Linked DNA regions of Homo sapiens: region 2 is linked to region 1. Evidence: read pairs that join two places in POLR2A ChIA-PET (ENCODE). Cell type or tissue: CD4-positive, alpha-beta T cell. All regions are shown on one strand. Each heading gives the region's core, and the rest is flanking DNA. Links, peaks and the distances in the headings are about the cores only.

Region 1 (7,893 bases), core at 1-5,000:
CCTGGTTTCTGTGAGTCACCGTTCAGTACCTATTTCCCTTTGCCGCCTTCCTTTTTTTCCTTTTCTTGGCTAGCATCTCTTGAGTGATTTACCATGTGCTAGACATTTTAGACACGATCTCCTTTGATCTTTATTATGGCCCTGTGGATAAAATGCTTAGAAAGGAGGAGTCCAAGAGAGTTAAATTGGCTCCCTCGGGGTTACATAGTGAAGACATGGAAGAGCCACGATTTGAATATGGATCTGTTTGACTTTGATGCTAAGTCCAAATTTTTAATCATTTTGCTAGACCTCTCCTCACATCCTCTCCAGATTTCATTCTTTTTTTTTTTTTTTTTGTCTGCACTTTTTGCAGTTTCAAGCCACTCCTTTGCCCCCTTCTTTGTTCTAGAAAACTCTCCTTTAGGCCCACTTCCTCATGGCAGCCTTACTTGATGAAGTTGCTGAAGAAGCTGAGGTATTGATGTTGCTGCCATTTTCATTCATCTCACCCCAGCTGGTCTGGAAAAGCTTGTACATTTGTATGGGTTAATTCTGGGTCCATAGAAAAGCTAGCCTGGTATCTAGATTTAGCAAGGACCGGAGTTTGGTTCTGCTGCTGCTACAGATTTCCTAGGTAATTTTGGGCAAGTCTCTTGATTTATCTGATCAGTCTTCTTGATCACGAAGAGAGCTCAGGGAACAGGCTAACACAATGAACCCTTCCAGCAAGTCTATGAAGTGATATCCTCATGTGGTAGGTGGGCACGCATGATCAGAGGGATGGAGTGACTTGTCCGGATCGCAGGGTTGATGCCCTTTCCACCGCACCACTGCTGTTTCTGAGCAACCGTACTCTGGTGACTCAAGATGGATTACAGGTTTTGGGTACTTAGCTCCTTAAGGGCAAGGATGTATTTTACTAGTCTTTGTACTTTCCGTCTCTGGGCCTGGCAAAACAAGAGGGGAAAACGCTTGTTATTGTTGGTATTGAATGAAAGATATCAAATATCAACATGGCAACAGGATACTGAGTGAAAAAAGTAAGTTGCAGAAGGATAGGCAATATGATGCCTCTTAGGAAATGCTTTAATAGACATAAAATGGTATCTTTCCTGTTAACACACACACACACACACACATATATATACATATACATATATATACATGTACATGTATACATATATACATATACATATATACATATATATGTAAATGTAGAACATGCTTGAAAATGTTACATACCAACTTCAGGATTGTACTGGCCTCTGTGAGTCTGGGGAGGGAGCACAGGGATAAGGATGGGGATGGCTGGAGTTTTAGCTTATCAAAAAAATTTTTAAGGGTTGGGTGCCATAGCTCATGCCTATAATCCCAACACTTTGGGAGGCCAAAGCGGGAGGATCACTTGAGGCTAGGCATTCAAGACCAACCTGGGCAACACAGTGGGACTCTGTCTCTACAAAAACTTTAAAAATTAACTGGGCTTGGGGGTACACACCTGTAGTCCTATCTGCTTGGTAGGCTGAGCTGGGAAGATCACTTGAGCCCAAGAGTTTGAGGCTGCAGTGAGCTATGATTGTGCTACTACACTTCAGCCTGGGCAACAGAGGGAGACGCTGTCTCTAAAAATTAAAAAAGTTGGGAACTAATATAACGTGCTAAATCTAGTGGTGGATTCTGAGATAATGGTCTTCTGTATGTTTCAAAATTTTCAAAAAGAGACCCTGTTTTCAATTCTTTTTAAAATAATGGCCGACACTAGTGGGTATGAAGTGGTTGAAAATTATCTTTAAAAATAAAGATCATTGTTGGTTGGGCACGGTGGCTCACGTCTGTAATCCCAGTACTTTGGGAGGCCGAGGCAGGCGGATTGCCTGAGGTCAGGAGTTCAAGACCAGCTTGGCCAACATAGTGAAACCCTGTCTCTACCAGGCGTGGTGGCGAGTGCCTGTAATCCCAGCTACTCAGGAGGCTGAGGCTGAGGCAGGAGAATTGCTTGAACCCAGGAGGTGGAGTTGCAGTGAGCGGAGATCGCTCCACTGCACTCCAGGCTGGGCAACAGAGCAGGACTCTGTCTCAAAAAAAAATACGTAAATAAAGATCATGGTGGCCACAGTGAAGGACTTGAGCCTCTGCGATTCCTGAGGGTAAGGACTGCCTTAGAAGAATGTCTAATAATTCTCCCCATGGGGTAGCTTAAGACTTTTTCCTGATTAAGTTCTCTGTACTCCCATCACACCCAGCTCAATTATCATTTCCCTGACAAAGTCCTCCCTGGCTTGACCAGGTAAAACTAGTCTCATGTCTTTCATGGGTGTTTTGTGCCCCTACAACTTTTGGTCAATCCATTTATCATACGTTTATCATCTTGTTCCCTCCCTCCCTCCCTTTCTTTTCTTTTTTTTTTTTTCTTTCTTTCTTGGATTTAAATGCTTTTTGTAATAAAATACACACCTATCCATCCATTTATCCACCCAAACCCAAGTAGTTACAGCATGGATTTCTTTGAGGCAGAAGCTAGCTATTTCTTGTTTATCTTTTGTCTGTTATCAAGTTCAGTGCTGGAATGAGTGAATGAGGAAATACTTGGTTCCCTTTGAATGGCAAAAAGCGCAGTGTCCTTCTGTCACATAAGAATGACAAACACGCCAGCCCAGCAGACCAACAAGCCTGAACAGGTTATAGTTATCTCTACTGCCTTAACACAAGGCCCAAAGAGCTCTGAGTTTGAAATGTATCCTAATGCCCTGAGGCACCCATTTTCCAAACTGATCATCTTCCCCACTCTATCTGGGCAGGTTCTTCAGACCCAGAAGAAGAAAGTGTTCTCTACTCCAACCGAGCAGCATGTCACTTGAAGGATGGAAACTGCAGAGACTGCATCAAAGATTGCACTTCGTAAGTGGCCAAGGGTAATTTTGGGATGCCTGAGGGTCTCAGAAGAGGAGGCTGGGTTAATCTGGCTTGTTTCTTCTTTGGAAGGATCCCATCAATTACATCTGGGACAGATATTAAGAAAGTGTCACTGAGTTTCACCAGGTCACTGAGAATGGGAGTCTTTATTTGGTCCTTATGGCCCGTGACTTGCATCTTTGGAGTCTTGGCTCTGCTGCCGAAAAAGGAGTGGGATGGGCAGTTAGAAGCAGGCCGTAAAGTCTTTGTGCAATTTGAAACCTGGGAATAAGGTGGAGTGGCAGACCAGTAACTGGCTTGCCCAGGTGCTTTTCTGGGATGGGAGTATGTGAGGGGAAGGGAGCGAAGGAAAGAAGGAGGAATAGAGGTTAATAGATTGTCTCAGAAGGAGAAAGGAAAAAAATGGTATTCATGAATGACCAGTTTTAGAGGACACTGAACAATGTTTCATATCTCTTTTTCTTCAAGCCAGTCTAATATTCTTTTATCATCATTAAACTCTCACATTTACCTGAAATGTGTTCTCAGATCTGATGTCCTCTGACATTGCTTTAGATTCCTGCCCTGGTGATAGCCAGGAGAGCAGGAGGGGTGTGAGCATACTCACAGAGCCTGTGCTGAATTAATTTGTGCCATGCCTTGTGCCAGATTTCCCTCTTTGAGTGTTCACAACCAATCTGTGGGGTACGGTTACCATGTGTCCCAGGCCAGAACTTGGTTGCTGAGGGTTGGGGCAGTAAAGTGATTTACCTGGGTCACATAGTTAGCAGCAGAGGTGGAATTCAGACACCACCCCATCTGACTCCAAAGCTTGTTTGTTATTCCCACTAGACCACAACTGTAAAAAAACATAGTAGCATGAAAGCCATGAGGCTTTTGTTCTTGATTTTGGGGGAACTGAAACTATGAAAATTGATGCATGTGCACACACATTTAACAAAATTCATGTTTCTCTGCCTTCTTTCTCCTCCTCACTTCAGTCTACGTTGAAAAATCCCTGTTCTGAGGTTTGGCGTTTTTAGCCATGTCTCTCGGCCAGAAATTACTTCCTGTACGCTGAGTGCTCCAGATAACCCTGCCTGGAAGAAACTGTAGGGAAACCCTGGTGGCTCAGCAGCCAGCCAGTTGACATTTTTGCCTCCTATTCTAGAGCACTGGCCTTGGTTCCCTTCAGCATTAAGCCCCTGCTGCGGCGAGCATCTGCTTATGAGGCTCTGGAGAAGTACCCTATGGCCTATGTTGACTATAAGACTGTGCTGCAGATTGATGATAATGTGACGTCAGCCGTAGAAGGCATCAACAGGTGAGCTCCATTCCCAGCAGGTGGTCTCCACGGCAACTCCCTGTCCTTCTTGATTGGCTGCGGGCCATTGCCTTGTCTGTCTTCTGAGGGGATCCCTTTGGCTACACTTAAAAAACTCCCGATGGGCATGTAGGGGAAGCTGAGAAAGGAAAATCTGCTTTTTTATTTAGCAGGTTTTCAGGGAGTCAATTACTAAGATTGATTGATTGATATTTGCCTACATGTGCCTCACAGTATCTATGTACACAGTAATATTTATTGTACACTGTTTAAGGTGTTGTGCCCGGTTCAGTGGGGGATACCAAAATGAGAAAGAGATACAGACCCCACTTACCTTCAAAGCGCTAACGCTAATTAGAAGAATAAGACACAAGCCCAAGCAGCTATGACAAGCCTAAAAGGATATGGTTTGTGGACATGGTTCAGTATATTGCACTGTGACCAATCCAAGAGGTTCCCCAGGTGCAATTCCTTTCTGGTCTCTGAGCAGTTATTGGCTTTTATCTCATGGATATTGTCATTTGTATAACTGATCATGTTTCCCCTCTGCGTGTGCGGCTAGAAAGCCAAACACTGCACTAATAGCAAACCCTTAACAGGGACTTCATGGTATGTATTTAGTGCTTTATTTCTGGCTTGACTTGTCTGCCAGCATTCTTTGTTTTCTCTTTGCCTCCTTTTTAACTTATCTGATTCCACAAAATCTACCAATTATGTGACAGACTTTGCTCTAGGACCTGGGCTGATGACTGAGACATACCTCTTCCTGCCGTCATAGAGGTCCCGGTCTCAAGGAAGACACCAGTCAGTAATAGGCAAGCACAATACAACATGATAAGCGCCATGGTAGGAGGCAGCACAGGGGGCTCTGAGGCCAGAAAGGAGCCACCTAGCTAGCTGAGAGGGAGAGGGGGAGGCCAGAGAGAGCTTTTCAGAGGAGGTGAGCTAAGAATGAGAGATATGGGGTAGGGGGTTAGCCAGAAGACAGAGCAGCGTGTGCAAAGGTGAGCAAGTGTGACAGATCACAGGAATTGTAAGAAGTCGGTTTCACATGGTGCTGCAGGCAGGAGCTCAGCTTGGGACAGGTTGGTGAGGCCAAGTCACACAAGACCCAGGGTTCAGGGCTTGGACTTAATCCTGAGCAAGTCAGCCTTTATGAAAAGGTCTTTAGCAGTGGAGCAACATGAGCAGATTTGTATTTTAGAGAAAAGCTCTTTGCTGCCATGTTGAGGGATGATATGAAGGGCAACAGAATAGAAAGGAGTCATGCAGCAATCCAGGGGAGAGGGTGGAGAGAAAACAATGGGACCAGTCAGGGGACATGTAGGAAGTATATCAACAAGCTTTAGTGGTTGCGGGGTATCGAGAAGGGAGGAATAGAAGAAGACACTCAGATTATTGACATTCAGTCGGAGGTGACTGTGGGACATAAGACTAGAGATCTAAGTAGGACGGTTGGGTATTTACATGGAACAAAGGAAGAAAATACAGGCCAGACATAAGGATTTGAGGGTCATCAGCGCAGAGGTGGATTAGGGCTGTGAGAAAGAAAAAGAACATCACAGCTAGTGTGAAGAGGATGGAGCTTTGAGAAACTCCAGCATTTGAGGGACTTACAGAGGAACAGCAGCTAGAGAGGTGGGAGGAAACAGGGCATTGATGTCCCAAGGGAAGGAGTATTTCAAGAAAGATGGAGACATCATTAGTGTCAGGTGTTCCAAGGAGCTTACATTAAAGGTTTGGCAATGAAGTCACCGGTGGCTCTGATGGAAGCTGGTCAGTGGGATCAGGAGCCAGAGGGCAATGCTTTCAGAAAGTCAGGCTTGAAGAGAAGCTGGGGAGTATACCTGTGATGGCAAGGGGTGTCCAGTATGGTTTTATTAGGTGAGGAAAGAGTTAAAGGGACTTAAATGCTGACGGTTGGAGTTAGTAGAGAGGAAGGATGAAGATGTGGGAGAGGGAGGTGCTGCCTGGGTGTGGTCCCTGAAAGAGGCAAGAGGAGATGGGATCCAGAGCTTAGGTGGGTGGATTGGTCCCATTGTCTCTTCTGTTGTGACAGGAGAGAAATAGGAAGGATTGGGCACCCAGGCAGGTAGGTTTGTATTTGGGGTATGAGGAAGTTTGCTCTAAAAAAGGGGAAGGGCCAGGGAACAGGTTTGAGGAGAGCAGAGGTTTGAAATAGCTTGGCCGCCAGGAAAACAGCCTAGCCAGAGACATCTTGGAATTTGTAGTGATACAGTCTGTGGTTTTTATTCTTGTAATATAGGAAACATGGTTGTAGGAGCAGAAAAAGTATACAGTTAGCATTATTCACTCATTCAACACATAACTGATTGGGCCTTGGTGGTTGCTAGGTGACATACCAGGTGCTGGAGATCAGTTGACAGAATGAACTTGGTCTCTGGGTGGCATTTTAAGCTGAAATCTAAAGAATAAGTTGGAGTTAGCCGGGCCTGGAAGGTGGCAATCTTTTTCCAAAATGAAAATGGTTGTTCTGGGTAGAGGAAAAAGCATGTGCAAAGTCTTGAACAGAAGGATCAGAAGAGAATGTGGCTCACAGTGAAGGGGGACAGGAAGGGGTGGGGACCAGATCTCACATGCCACATTAGCCTAGGGAATTGGGAACCCCTGAGGAGTTGTAAGATTTGAGAATGACATAAGCTTTGCATTTTTTAAAAAGCCTGAGCATTAAACAAATGTCAGGTGCTTGCATGGTTGTGTACTTGATTCATTGATAAAATATGAAACAAAATGTATGATTCTTTCTTGGAGAAACTATAGTCTTTTTGGATCATGGTTTAAGTATCCTTAACAAGCAACAGATCACCACTTTAAAGGTAACATAGTTTGACCAAGCTCAAGGAATGTCATGGGGACTGATCTGAGATGGTGTTTATGGGTTCCTGTATTGCACGTGTTGGAGGAGCTAAAGAGGTGGTTCCGACCAGGGGGAGGGTGGCAGCTCTGGCTCTTCTGAAAAGGCCTACCTCCCATGGGTGTGTGAAAGGAGAAATATCTTCTTGACCCAGCTGGAAACCTCCCTGCAATCCTGCCTTCTTTTCCAGAATGACCAGAGCTCTCATGGACTCGCTTGGGCCTGAGTGGCGCCTGAAGCTGCCCTCAATCCCCTTGGTGCCTGTTTCAGCTCAGAAGAGGTGGAATTCCTTGCCTTCGGAGAACCACAAAGAGATGGCTAAAAGCAAATCCAAAGAAACCACAGCTACAAAGAACAGAGGTGAGCTGTGACTCCCTGCCCAGAGTCTTGCAATCTCCCACTATCCATTTTCTTTAGAGTAGTCCTGCAAAAATTGGCATTGTTTAGCTGAGTTATAAAAATAATCTTAGGAACAAAGTATAAAACAAAATACAAGTCTTCACCTCTTAGAGACTGTTTTCTCAGCTGTATAGTGAGGGTGATGATAAAGTCTTCCTCACAACCATGAGGACTGAATGACATAAGACATGTAAAACTCCCAGCCTGGCACATAGGCATGCAGTGTGAGTTCCCTTCTCTTTCCTCTGGTAGCACTTGGGATGTAGTACTTAGGATGTTTTTGGTTGCAAAAACAGAAAGCTCAACATGGTAAACATAGTATAGGGAATTTATTGGCTCATAAAACTGAAAAATCCGAGAGAATTCAGGCAAGGTTTGCTCCAGCAGCTCAGTATATTAACAGACTAACTCCATTTTTCTG
Region 2 (10,788 bases), core at 2,745-7,744, 220 kb after region 1:
TATTGCAGTGGCAACAGGGAACTAATACAGTGGGTGTGAGGATTAAATGAACCAGTAGATGTGGAGCCGGAGAGCTGAGCTTGGCCCTGAGGATTTGTTTAGAAGTGTGAGCCACTGTTACAGATATCACAAGTGAGCAGACGCCCGGGCCTGTAGGGATGTCCAACCCAGTGCCTGTCCGACTCAGTTCCCAGGCAGAATTGGGCCCCAGTACCTGGTAGAGAGGGCCTGGACCCCTTCTTCTCCCGAGAAGCAGGATGAAGCTCAGTGGGCTGGAAGCAGCGTGCTGGTGCCACTACCTCAGCCTGATTTTTAGCAACAGCATCAGTAAGTTTAATATTCCGATTTCTGCTCAGACTTCAGAGGAGCAGAAACCTGGGCTGAAGTCTCAGAGTCGGAGTGAGTGGGGCTCCAAGGACCCACAGCCCAACAAGAGCCCGAAAAGAGTTTGTGGAGACAGTGGGATGTGGGGAATGGCCTGATCTTAGGGGAAGGGCAGGGCCCACTCAGGGGAGAGTTAATGAGGGCATGGTTGTGGACACAGCTGGAGTCAATAAGACCTGAGTTTGAATTCCAGCTCCTCCACTTCCTAGCTGGGTGTATTAGTCTGTTGTCACACGACCATGAAGAACTACCTGAGACTGGGTAATTTATGAAGGAAAGAGGTTTCATTGACTCACAGTTCCACATGCCTGAGGAGGCCTCAGGAAACTTACAATCATGGCAGAGACCAAAGGGAAGCAAGCTATGTCTTACATAGCAGCGGGAGAGAGAGAGAGGAGGGGGACTGCCAAACACTTTTAAACCATCAGATCTCGTGAGAACTCACTCACCATCACGAGAACAGCATGGGGAAAACTGCCTCCATAAGTCAATCACTTCCTACCAAGTCCTTCCTTCAACACGCAGGGATTACAATTGGAGATGCAATTTGGGTGGAAACACAGAGCCAAACCATACCACTAGGTGTCCATAAACAGAACACTTGTACTTCCCTGTGCCTTGGTTTTCTCATCTGAGAAACGGGGGTAGTAATGACCCTCACCCCATAGGACCATGTAGAGGATTATAGAAGCTGTTTTGTGTCACTATCCAGGTGCCCCTTAGCCAGTAGCTGCTTCTCCTCCTTTTTCACAACTGTCTGTGTGCAGATGTCGAAAATTCTTTTTCCAGAAGCAGGGACAGGGCCAAACACTCTGCCTGTGCGAGGCATAATCACAGACATCACTCACAGGACTCTCACCTTACAGCCCAGGACACAGAGGCACTTAACCTGCCAAGAGATACTTAACCTGCCAAGTCCTCCCAGCCAGGCTGTGGCTGAGCCAGGATTGAACTCAGGGCTGTCCGGTTCCCCAGGTCATGATCCTTGTCAGGCCAGATGCTGCTGGCTTTATCCCCCTCCCATCGCCTCTCTGGCTCTCACTTGCCTTGTCTCCGGGATGGGGCCGAGGATCCGTGGCTGGCTTTGCTTGCCCACTGTTGTGAGGGCCCCATGATGCGCAGCTGAGAGGCGCTTGGTCAGGTGTGCCCACTGGGGGTGGATGTTACTGGGGCCATGGGGGAGCTGTCTGGCTCCGTCAGGCAGATGACTCTGCCCTGTGCTTGGCATTTTTGGTTCAGTGGCTCTATTTTAAGCCAGAGGAGGTTAGACTTTGTGTATGTGTGTTTCTCAGGTTGGAAAGCTGTCAGCTGAGCAGTCACCAAAAACAGCAACACCCGAGGCACCTCCCCCTTCAGCTTACCTCCCTCTGCCTCCTCTCCTCCTTCCTCCTTTGGAGACCTGAGGGAACCCAGTGATTTTCCTCTGTCCCATCGCCCCAGAGGCACACCCGCGTCCCTCAGCGGGGCCTTGGATTTTCTTCTTTCAGAGCTCCAAGGTTGTCAGCTTTGAGGATGACAAAAAAGGCAATCCCAGTCCCAGGCTGGGTGCTGGGCATGCTTCTAAGCACTTAGGAGTCTAGATCCTTCCAAAGCCTCTGTGAGCCAGGCAAGCCATTCCCATCTCAGGGAGAGGAAACTGATGCTCAGAAGGAGAGAGAGAGACTCACCTAAGGCCACACAGGGTAGGGCAGTGGCAAAGAAGAACATGGGTGTTAGAGTTAGCCAGACCTTGGTTGTGTCTTGGGCAAGTAACTTCACCTCTCTGAGCTTCAGTTTCCTTGTCTGTGACCTGGGGCTAGGAATATCTGCCTGACAGTGTTCCCGTGAGGATTAAATGGAGTGTATGAAGAACTGCTCAGCACAGAGTATGCCCAGCAAATGTTAGTACTGTCCTCCACCCAATTAATTTCTTCTTTGCCCTTTTCCACACTGCCTATTCCCCAGGGCTACTGGGATCTTAAGGGATTGATTTCTAATAGTTAGACTATAGCCCAGTAATTTTCCAGAAAGCCAGAAGATCTGGCACGTTCCCTAATAACATCTCTCTCTTGTCTCTCTCCTGAAAGAATGGATTATTTTAACCTCAGGGAACAGTAGGTGCCAGCTCCTTAGAGGTGGCCGCTGTGGCTTTTCTGTAGCCTGACTGTCATTTAGGGATCTGGGTTACAAGAAATTAAAAGCTGTCTCTTGCTAATTTAAGCAACGTTACTGGTAGGAGTTTGGGGTCTCTCATAATTTTCTGGGCACTGAAAGACAAAACATACGGTTTGGGGGACCCAGAGAGATGGAATCTTGAGTATCACCAGAAAAACACATAGCCACACCCAGTGGGGGAAACCACTGCTCCCAGGCCGATGAGGATATTATTTGGGGGACAAATGACAATTGTCTGAACAAGACTCTGTCTCTAACGGGTTTTAGGCAGGGCTGCTCAGAGAGGTCCTAACATGTGTTTGTGACCATTTCCTTGGAGCCACTGAGAGTTTGTTCTTCAGCCTCATGAGGATCCATATCTCTGAGTTAATGGAGTTATTAAAACCCTTACGCTGGGCTGAGTGTGGTGGCTCATGCCTGTAATCCCAGCACTTTGAGAGGCTGAGGTGGGTAGATCACTTGAACCCAGGAATTCAAGACCAGCTTGGGTCACATGACGAAACCTTGTCTCTACAAAAAATACAAAAAAATTAGCTGGCATGGTGGTGCACACCTATAGTCCCAGCTACTCGGGAGGCTGAGGTGGGAGGATTACTTGAGCCTGGGAGGTCGAGGCTTCAGTGAGCCGTGATCACATCACCTGAGCCTGGGGAGGTCGGTCCATCAGCCACTGCACTTCAGCCTGGGTGACAGCGTGAGACCCTGCCTCAACAAACAGAAACAAAACAAAAAAACCTTTACTGTGGTTTGTTTTAGATTTGAAAATCTAAGTGATAGGAGTATAGAGGTTTGCTAAACCATTCTCTCTACTTTCATGTATATTTGAGAATTTTCACAATAAAACACTTTTTTTTTTTTTTTTGAGATGGAGTTTTGTTCTTGTTGCCCAGGCTGGAGTGCAATGGCACGATCTCGGCTCACTGTAACCCCAGCCTCCTGGATTCAAGCGATTCTCCTGCCTCAGCCTCCCGAGTAGCTGGGACTACAGGCACACACCACCATGCACAGCTAATTTTTTTTGTATTGTGAGTAGAGATGGGGTTTCACCATGTTGGCCAGGCTGATCTCAAACACCTGACTTCAGGTGATCCACCCTCCTTGGCCTCCCAAAGTGCTGGGATTACAGGTGTGAGCCACTGTGCCTGGCCAATAAAACACTTTTTAAAAGAACATTTTCTCTCTGTCCATCCCACCCTATTTTTTCCCCTGCTGTTTATTTGGTCTGAGTGGAAGGTGACTCTGAGAGTTAGAGTAAACGAGAACATTGATTGAGTAGTTAGTATGATCCAAGCACAAAGCAGGCCTCACTTCATTTAATCCTCAGAACAACAGTAGGCATTGTTAATTCCACCCTATAGATGGGGAAATTGAGGCTCAGAAGTATGCAGAGATTTTTTTCAAAGTCACAATTCCAAGGAGAGGGGGAACCAGCTGCTGAGCTCTTGCTCTTGACAGCAGCCCTTCCCTGCCAGTGAGGAGCTTAGCATGGCAGTGTTACAGGTGGCAGTTGCTGCCATATGGCAATTTGAGCCCAGTTGCTACAGACAGAGGCCTGTCCCTTTTCCTCCTGCCAAGGACCACCCCTCCCTTTCCCAGTCAGCATAATATGTTGGAATCAAGAGCTGTCTGTCTGAATCAACGGGGGCAGGACTTGCATTTCACAAGACATCATGGGCTAGAAAGAGTCAAGGCAAAGAAAGAGCCTGAGACGTGAAGAAATACATGTGCTAATGTTAGTGTAACACAGAGCTTCCCTACCCAATGCCTTAGCCAGTAACCATATGTGGCCATTTATAGTTAAATTAATTAAAATTGAATTAAGTTGAAATTTCAAGCCAGGTGCCATGGTGTGAGCCTATTGTCCCAGATACTTGAGAGTCTGAGGCAGGAGGACTGCTTGATTCAAATACAGGCTGTCTGGTTCCAGAAACCTGCCCTTAACATTTATTCATAATCTTCGCTTTATATAGGCTAAGGAGGCTTTTGAGGGAAGGAAAGCTGGTATAATGTCCTGAAGAAAGTCCTGCAGGGGCTGGGCACAGTGGCTCATACCTGTAATTCCTCTCAAAGTGCTGGGATTGCAGGCATGAGCCACCGTCCCTGGCCAATTCTGGTTTCTTTAAAGTGGGGCAAGGACCTGCAGACATTTGTATGGCAACTGGAGTGCAGAATCCCTCTAGATTCTTGTGGGTTTTTTTTTTTCTAGATGTTTTGTAGTTGTTTCTTCCACACCTAATTTGACAGTATTCTTTTTAGCAACCAGTCTTCATTCAGTTTTCAGAAAAACAAATCTCTTCCTTTTGCACTCATATTTCATCAGTTTATGGAATATCTAATTCAGTTACATTGTTACAATATTAAGTGTGCTGTGTGCAAACTGATTTGGGAACAGACCCAGCAGACTGTTGGCAAGCATGCTCTTCTACGGCCAAGAGCCAAAGGCGACCAGGGGCCTAGGGAATGGCTTACTAGCCATAAGCATTCAGTATGCCTGGGGCAGTAGCGTTGCATTCAGAGAGCATGGAGAGCGCTGGTTAGCCTGGCAAGCTGGTTAAACAGATTAGTAAAGAGGACTTTGTGCACTAACTCTGGAAAAGACTCCATAGTGTGGAATTGTCTCTGGAAGACATGTGCCCCACTGGAGACTACATTTCCCAGCATCCTTGGCATCTAGGTGTGACCATGTGACTAGTCTCCACCAATGGAATGTGAGCAGGAGTGGTGAGTGTCACTTCCAGGCAGGGCCTCGAGGAAGTAGGTGAGCTTCTCCATCCCTGTCTGTCTAGATGCAGAGAACCCAAAGCCCTGCAGGATGGCAAAGCTGCAACATGGAAGTCACCCGGATCACCACGTAAAGGAAATCTCTCCAACCAGGAACAAACACCTGCCTTGCAATATTAGGTAAGAGATAAACTGCTATTGTGTTAAGCCACTAGATCTTGGGGGCTGTTCGCTATAGCAACTAGCATTACCCTCTTTAATACACTTCCCATATAAGGCTGTCATGAGGATTAAGTTAAATGACACACATGTAAGAGACTCTTAAATGGGACTTTTCCTATTGTCTCAGATTTACAGCTAAAGCCCCAAAGCCAAGGACGGACAAGAGGTGTCAAATACCACCATATCATGCCTGCAGGAACTTTTTTTTTTTTTTTTTTTTTTTTTTTTTGGAGACAGGGGTCTCACTCTGTCACCTACGCTGGAGTGCAATGGTGCGATCTTGGCTCTGCAACCTCTGCCTCCTGGGCTCAAGCTATCCTCCCACCTCAGCCCCCCAAGTAGCTGGGACTACAGGCACAAGCCATCATGCCTGGCTAATTTTTGTATTGTTTGTAGAGATGGGGTTTCGCCATGTTGCCCAGGCTGGTCTCGAACTCCTAAGCTCAAGCAATCCAACCTCCTCAGCCTCCCAAAGTGCTGGAATTACAGGCGTGAGTCACTGTGCCCACCCCCTGCAGTACTTTCTTCAGGACGTGGAAGAGGCCATTGCTAGGCTCTCTCTGGTCCTCCAAAGGCCAGAGCCCATATTGCAGTTCGGGACATGGCTGCTTTCCAAACTAGGATGGGATAATTTTTTAAATCCCTGGGCTGGGAGACAGGAGGCCTGGTTCTCAAATGGACTCTGTCCAAGACTTGCTAAATGACCATAGGAAAAACACTATTCTACATGGACCCCATTGTGGCCCACCTATTCATGGCAGAGGAGTAGGCAAGAGAAACACAGAAACACCCTCTAAGTGCTTTGCTGAGGGCCCATTAACCTCAGGAAACAGAGCCCTGAAGATGTTGTGAGTCCTCTTCTCTCAGGGCCATGGAACCTTCCCCCCACCTCCTCTCCCACTGCCAAGCTTGATCCCCAGGGCTCTGAGCCACACATTCCAAGGTAGAGCTTGAGCCACACGAGTCCCCATAACCTGCATTTGCACCCTTCTTTACCTGCACGGTGTGAATGTTCACCTAGAGCCAGGAAAACAGCACAAGAGGTACCCACCAATGAGGAGTGGGTGTCTGGGCTGTTTCCAGACCCCATGGCAACTACATTTCAGAGCTGGGCCTGTGTTCAAGGGACTCAGGCAAGTAGTTGAGATAATAATAATGTTAATGTTTGAAAAGATTGTAGCATAGTGGAATATTCTCCACCTTCCAGGTCCTTCCTAGGGCTTGGTGCATGTGCATATCTCCTTCCGGAATCCTGGTCAATACTAAGGTAAGATGAAAAAACTGCGGGTTTGGGATAAGCAGGAAAAAAGAAGCAAACTCTCTTAGTGGCGGAACTTACTGAAGTTAAGCTTCGAGTCTGTATTGGTCAGGACTCTTGGTTGCAAGTGACAGAATCCCAACTCTGTTAGTGTGGTTAAAGGTTAAGCTGCTGTAACAAAGATGCCCAGCAGTGCAGTGACTTAAAGAAGACAAAAGTTTACTTCTTTTTCAACTGCGCTGCCAAGTTGTCAAGGCAGCTATGATCCAGGGGGCCACTCAGAGACCCAGGTTTCTTCATAGTGCACCCCATCATTCCTTAGGACAGTGGTTTCCAGAGTGGTCCTTGGACTGGCAGCTTCAACAGCACCTGGGAACTTGTTAGAAATGTCAATTCTCCAGCCCTATCCTGGGCCTAGCGAATCAGGAACTTTAGGTGTGGGGCCCAGCCATCTGTGTCTTTACAGGCCCTCCGAGTGATTCTGCAAGTTTGAGAATCACTGCACTGCCCCAGGATACTATTCCTGTCTGCACAGTGGAAGCTGGGGCACAGAGGGTTGCAGCCAATGGGAAGGGGAAAGAACTCGAAGCAGGCACACAAACTTGTAAGGCTCAGGTCAGGAAGTGGCACATGTCACTTCCCTTCATATTTTATTGGTAAAGATTGAGTCACATGGCCACACCTAGCTGCAAAGGAGACTGGGAAATGTAGTCTAGGCATGTGCTCAGATAGAAGGGAAATCATCTGAGTAGGAGAAAGAGGCAGTGGAAAGCTCTGTGAACTCAGCATTCTGGTCACTGGGACAGTATAAAATTTGAGATCATTTGTTTCATGACTTTGAACCATGACTATCTGTCCCATGGTAAAATTCCTATACTAGAGAAAGAAGGTAGTTTATCCACATTCTTGTCTAACACAAACATTTGACATTTCTTTATTGTGAAATATTTAAGACATTGTGGCAAAGACTGATGGATGTTTGTGATAGCACATGAAATGTAGATAGACTACATTTCCCAGCCTCCCTTGCAGTTGGGTGTGACCATGTGACTGAGTTTTAACCAATGAGACAAGAGCAGAAGTTCTGTGTGCAACTTCCTGGCTCCGGCTCTCCATGAATTGATTGTCTGGGCTTCCTCCCTGACCTAGTCAGGCCTTACTGGATGCAGATGATTGGGAGAAGGAGAGAGGAAGGAGGAGCCCTAGACGAAGGATCCTGAGTCCCTGTATCACCATGTAGGGGAGCCCACCAAGCAGAAGCACCCATAGGGAATGTTACGTAACACACATAGACTTTGTGCTTTGGCTAGTAAGCATTTTGGCAGTGACGTTCCAATGGCGCTGGTGGTAGTGGAAGTGGATGCAGGTGATAAAGGGGTACATTGTCTGTACAGAATTTTAAAACAGTAATGAAAAGGTCTAAAAGTCAATCTGCTTTTTATTATCACCACATGCCAGCAATTCTAAACATTAGTGTTAAAATATTCCTTCTCACCAGGGAGAAAACTCCCACTGTTAGAAGCATTTGAACCAGAGCGATTCCATCTTGAATAGGGGCTGGGTAAAATAAGGCTGAGACCTGCTGGGCTTCATTCTCAGATGGTTAAGGCATTCTAAGTCACAGGATGAGATAGGACGTTGGCACAAGATACAAGTCGTAAAGACCTTGCTGATAAAACAGGTTGCAATAAAGAAGCCGGCTAAAACCCACCAAAATCAAAATGGCCTCGAGAGTGACCGCTGGTCGTCCTCACTGCTAGACTCTCACCAGCGCCATGAGAGTTTACAAATGCCATGGCAACGTCAGGAAGTTACCCTATATGGTCTAAAAAGGGGAGGCATTAATAATCTATCCCTTGTTGAGCATATCATCAAGAAATAACCATAAAAATAGGCAACCAGCAGCCCTCGGGGCTGCTCTGTCTATGGAGCATTATTCCTTTGCTTTCTTAATAAATTCACTTTCACTTTATGGACTCGCCTTGAGTTCTTTCTTACGCGAGTTCCAAGATCCAGATCCCTCTCTTGGGGTCTGGACTGGGACCCCCTTCCTGTAACACTACCACCTCCCCTGGTCCCTTGGTATGCCACTGGATTTCGGGTTTATTTATTACTGGGATCTGGTTTACCCTAGCTAATAAAGACAGGCATAAAGGTATAAATAGCAATGACGAACATCCATATGTACAACATGTTTTTTAAGGAAAAAAACATTACAAATATGACTGTTGACATGAACATTTAAAATAAATTTAGATTTATTCTGGCAACTGCAGTCTGATACTTAAGCAATCTTCCTGACGTGGGGAAAAGACTCAGGGAGACTTTGCATTCCACAGATGCCACATCAGCCATCTGGAGTAGGCAGCGCAGCACCAGTTTCTGCCACCAGGTTCTGATTTAGCCGACTTCTTGATTGCAACCTGTCTTACCACAAGGTCTTTATGATCTGTATCTTGTGCTGACCTCCTATCTCATCCTGTGACTTAGAATCCTGTGACTTAGAGTAGCCATTCTTTATTCCTTTACTTTCTTAATAAACTCACTTTCACTTTATGGACTCACCCTGAGTTATTTCTTGTGCGAGCTCCAAGAACCCTCTCTTGGGGTCTGGATTGAGACCCGATCCAGAACATAAAGATCATCAGCCATCTGGAGTAAGCGGTGATACCACCAGGTTCTCCAACTCTGGGTTTTAGTCAGATGGCCACAGAGCAGGGGTCAAGAGAGGAAGGCAGGGGAGTGGGACTGCAGTGAGATGTCTCAGAGACTGAGAGAGGCAGGGGGGTTAGTGGACCTGGAGGGTGTGTCCTTGAGGTGAGTGGTAGTGAGGGGGTTGAGAGGGTAGAGGGAGTCAAGTCAGTCACCTGTGTCCCACCCCTGCTGGCTTCAGGGCAGGGGAGAAGCTGCTGAAGAGGTTCACGTTAGGTTATTGGCCATCCAACAGAGACTGGATGAAAAGACCTGGCCCAGCGAAGACGTTAAAACCTTTTTCATGAAAGCCAGTGGTGAGGGGGCATTGGGCAGTGGAGGTGTGACCAGAAAGGGGTCCTGATCCAGACCCCAAGAGAGTGTTCTTGGATCTCCTGCAAGAAAGAATTTAAGGCAAGTCCACAAAGAGAAAGCAAGTTTATTAAGAAAGTAAAGGAATAAAGAATGGCTACTCCATAGACAGAAGAGCCCTCAGGGCTGCCGGTTGCCCATTTTTAAGGTTATTTCTTGATGACATGCTAAACAAGAGGTGGATTATTCATGTGTCCCCTTTTTAGACCATAGAGTGTAACTTCCTGACATTGGCATGGCATTTGTAAACTCTCATGGCGCTGGTAGGAGTGTGGCAGTGAGGACTACCAGAGGTCACTCTCGTCGCCATCTTGGTTTTGGTGGGTTTTGGCCAGCTTCTGCAGCCTGTTTTATCAACAAGGTCTTTATGATCTGTATCTTGTGCCGACCTCCCATCTCATCCTGTGACTTAGAATGCCTCATCGTCTGGCAATGCAGCCCAGTAGGACTCAGCCTTATTTTACCCAGCCCCTACTCAAAATGGAGTTGCTCTGGTCTAACGCCTCTGACAAAGGGGCCATAGATAAAGACCAGGCCAGTGTGATGGGGCCACTTGCAACCAAGTTTGTCAGCCAACCTGGAGGTGATGAAGAGGACTTGGCCCCTACTTCTGCCCTTGGGTTCTCCCTGATGTCATAATTCATGTCAGTGGAAGTGAAAAAAGATGAATTCTTGAGAATCAGATGGCTGAGAATGCACCTCAGACCCTAGACCACATTTTAGCCATGGAGAGGCAGGTGGCCTTTTCGTTAGCACCTGACACATGGTGGCCATTGGTTGCCTCCCCTTTCCTAGGCAGAAAGTCGAGGGGTACCTCCCAGGGAGGCTGTTGGAGTTGCCCCTTGAAGACAGCCTCCTCCTGGCAGGTGGCCTCTCGGCTGTTCATGCATGGAAATGCCACAAGGAGGCAGCAGCACATCACTGCTGTCCTCCCCCGAGCTGGAGCTGTGTCTGATTTTAACGAGATGGGAGGTTTGTTAAAATAG

Evidence for each region. ChIA-PET counts read pairs that join two places held together with the same protein. Peaks named below come from ENCODE experiments on the same cell type or tissue, not always from the same donor. Only the 100,000 strongest peaks of a DNase experiment are listed, where the experiment ranks them.
Region 2: POLR2A ChIA-PET joins it to region 1 with 10 read pairs; 3 of 35 experiments call an interaction of 5 or more read pairs at or near these places.

The regions. Positions count from the first base shown.
Region 1 is chr20:44,951,373-44,959,265 of GRCh38, reverse strand. It overlaps TOMM34 (translocase of outer mitochondrial membrane 34), which reads left to right. Exons shown (of 7, transcript NM_006809.5): 2 at 2,781-2,880; 3 at 4,046-4,198; 4 at 7,264-7,433. LOC124904912 (a long non-coding RNA gene) reads right to left here and starts at 4,050. Exons shown (of 2, transcript XR_007067599.1): 1 at 3,646-4,050; 2 at 1-929. In CD4-positive, alpha-beta T cell, for the core only: no CTCF peak of the experiment used is centred there; no DNase peak of the experiment used is centred there; H3K4me3 peaks cover 10 bases.
Region 2 is chr20:44,733,471-44,744,258 of GRCh38, reverse strand. It overlaps KCNK15-AS1 (KCNK15 and WISP2 antisense RNA 1), which reads left to right. Exons shown (of 5, transcript NR_132377.1): 2 at 5,325-5,439; 3 at 6,689-6,748. Among named protein-coding and RNA genes, the nearest start is that of KCNK15, 7.0 kb to the left of the region's middle. In CD4-positive, alpha-beta T cell, for the core only: no CTCF peak of the experiment used is centred there; DNase peaks (open chromatin) are centred at 5,248 and 7,408.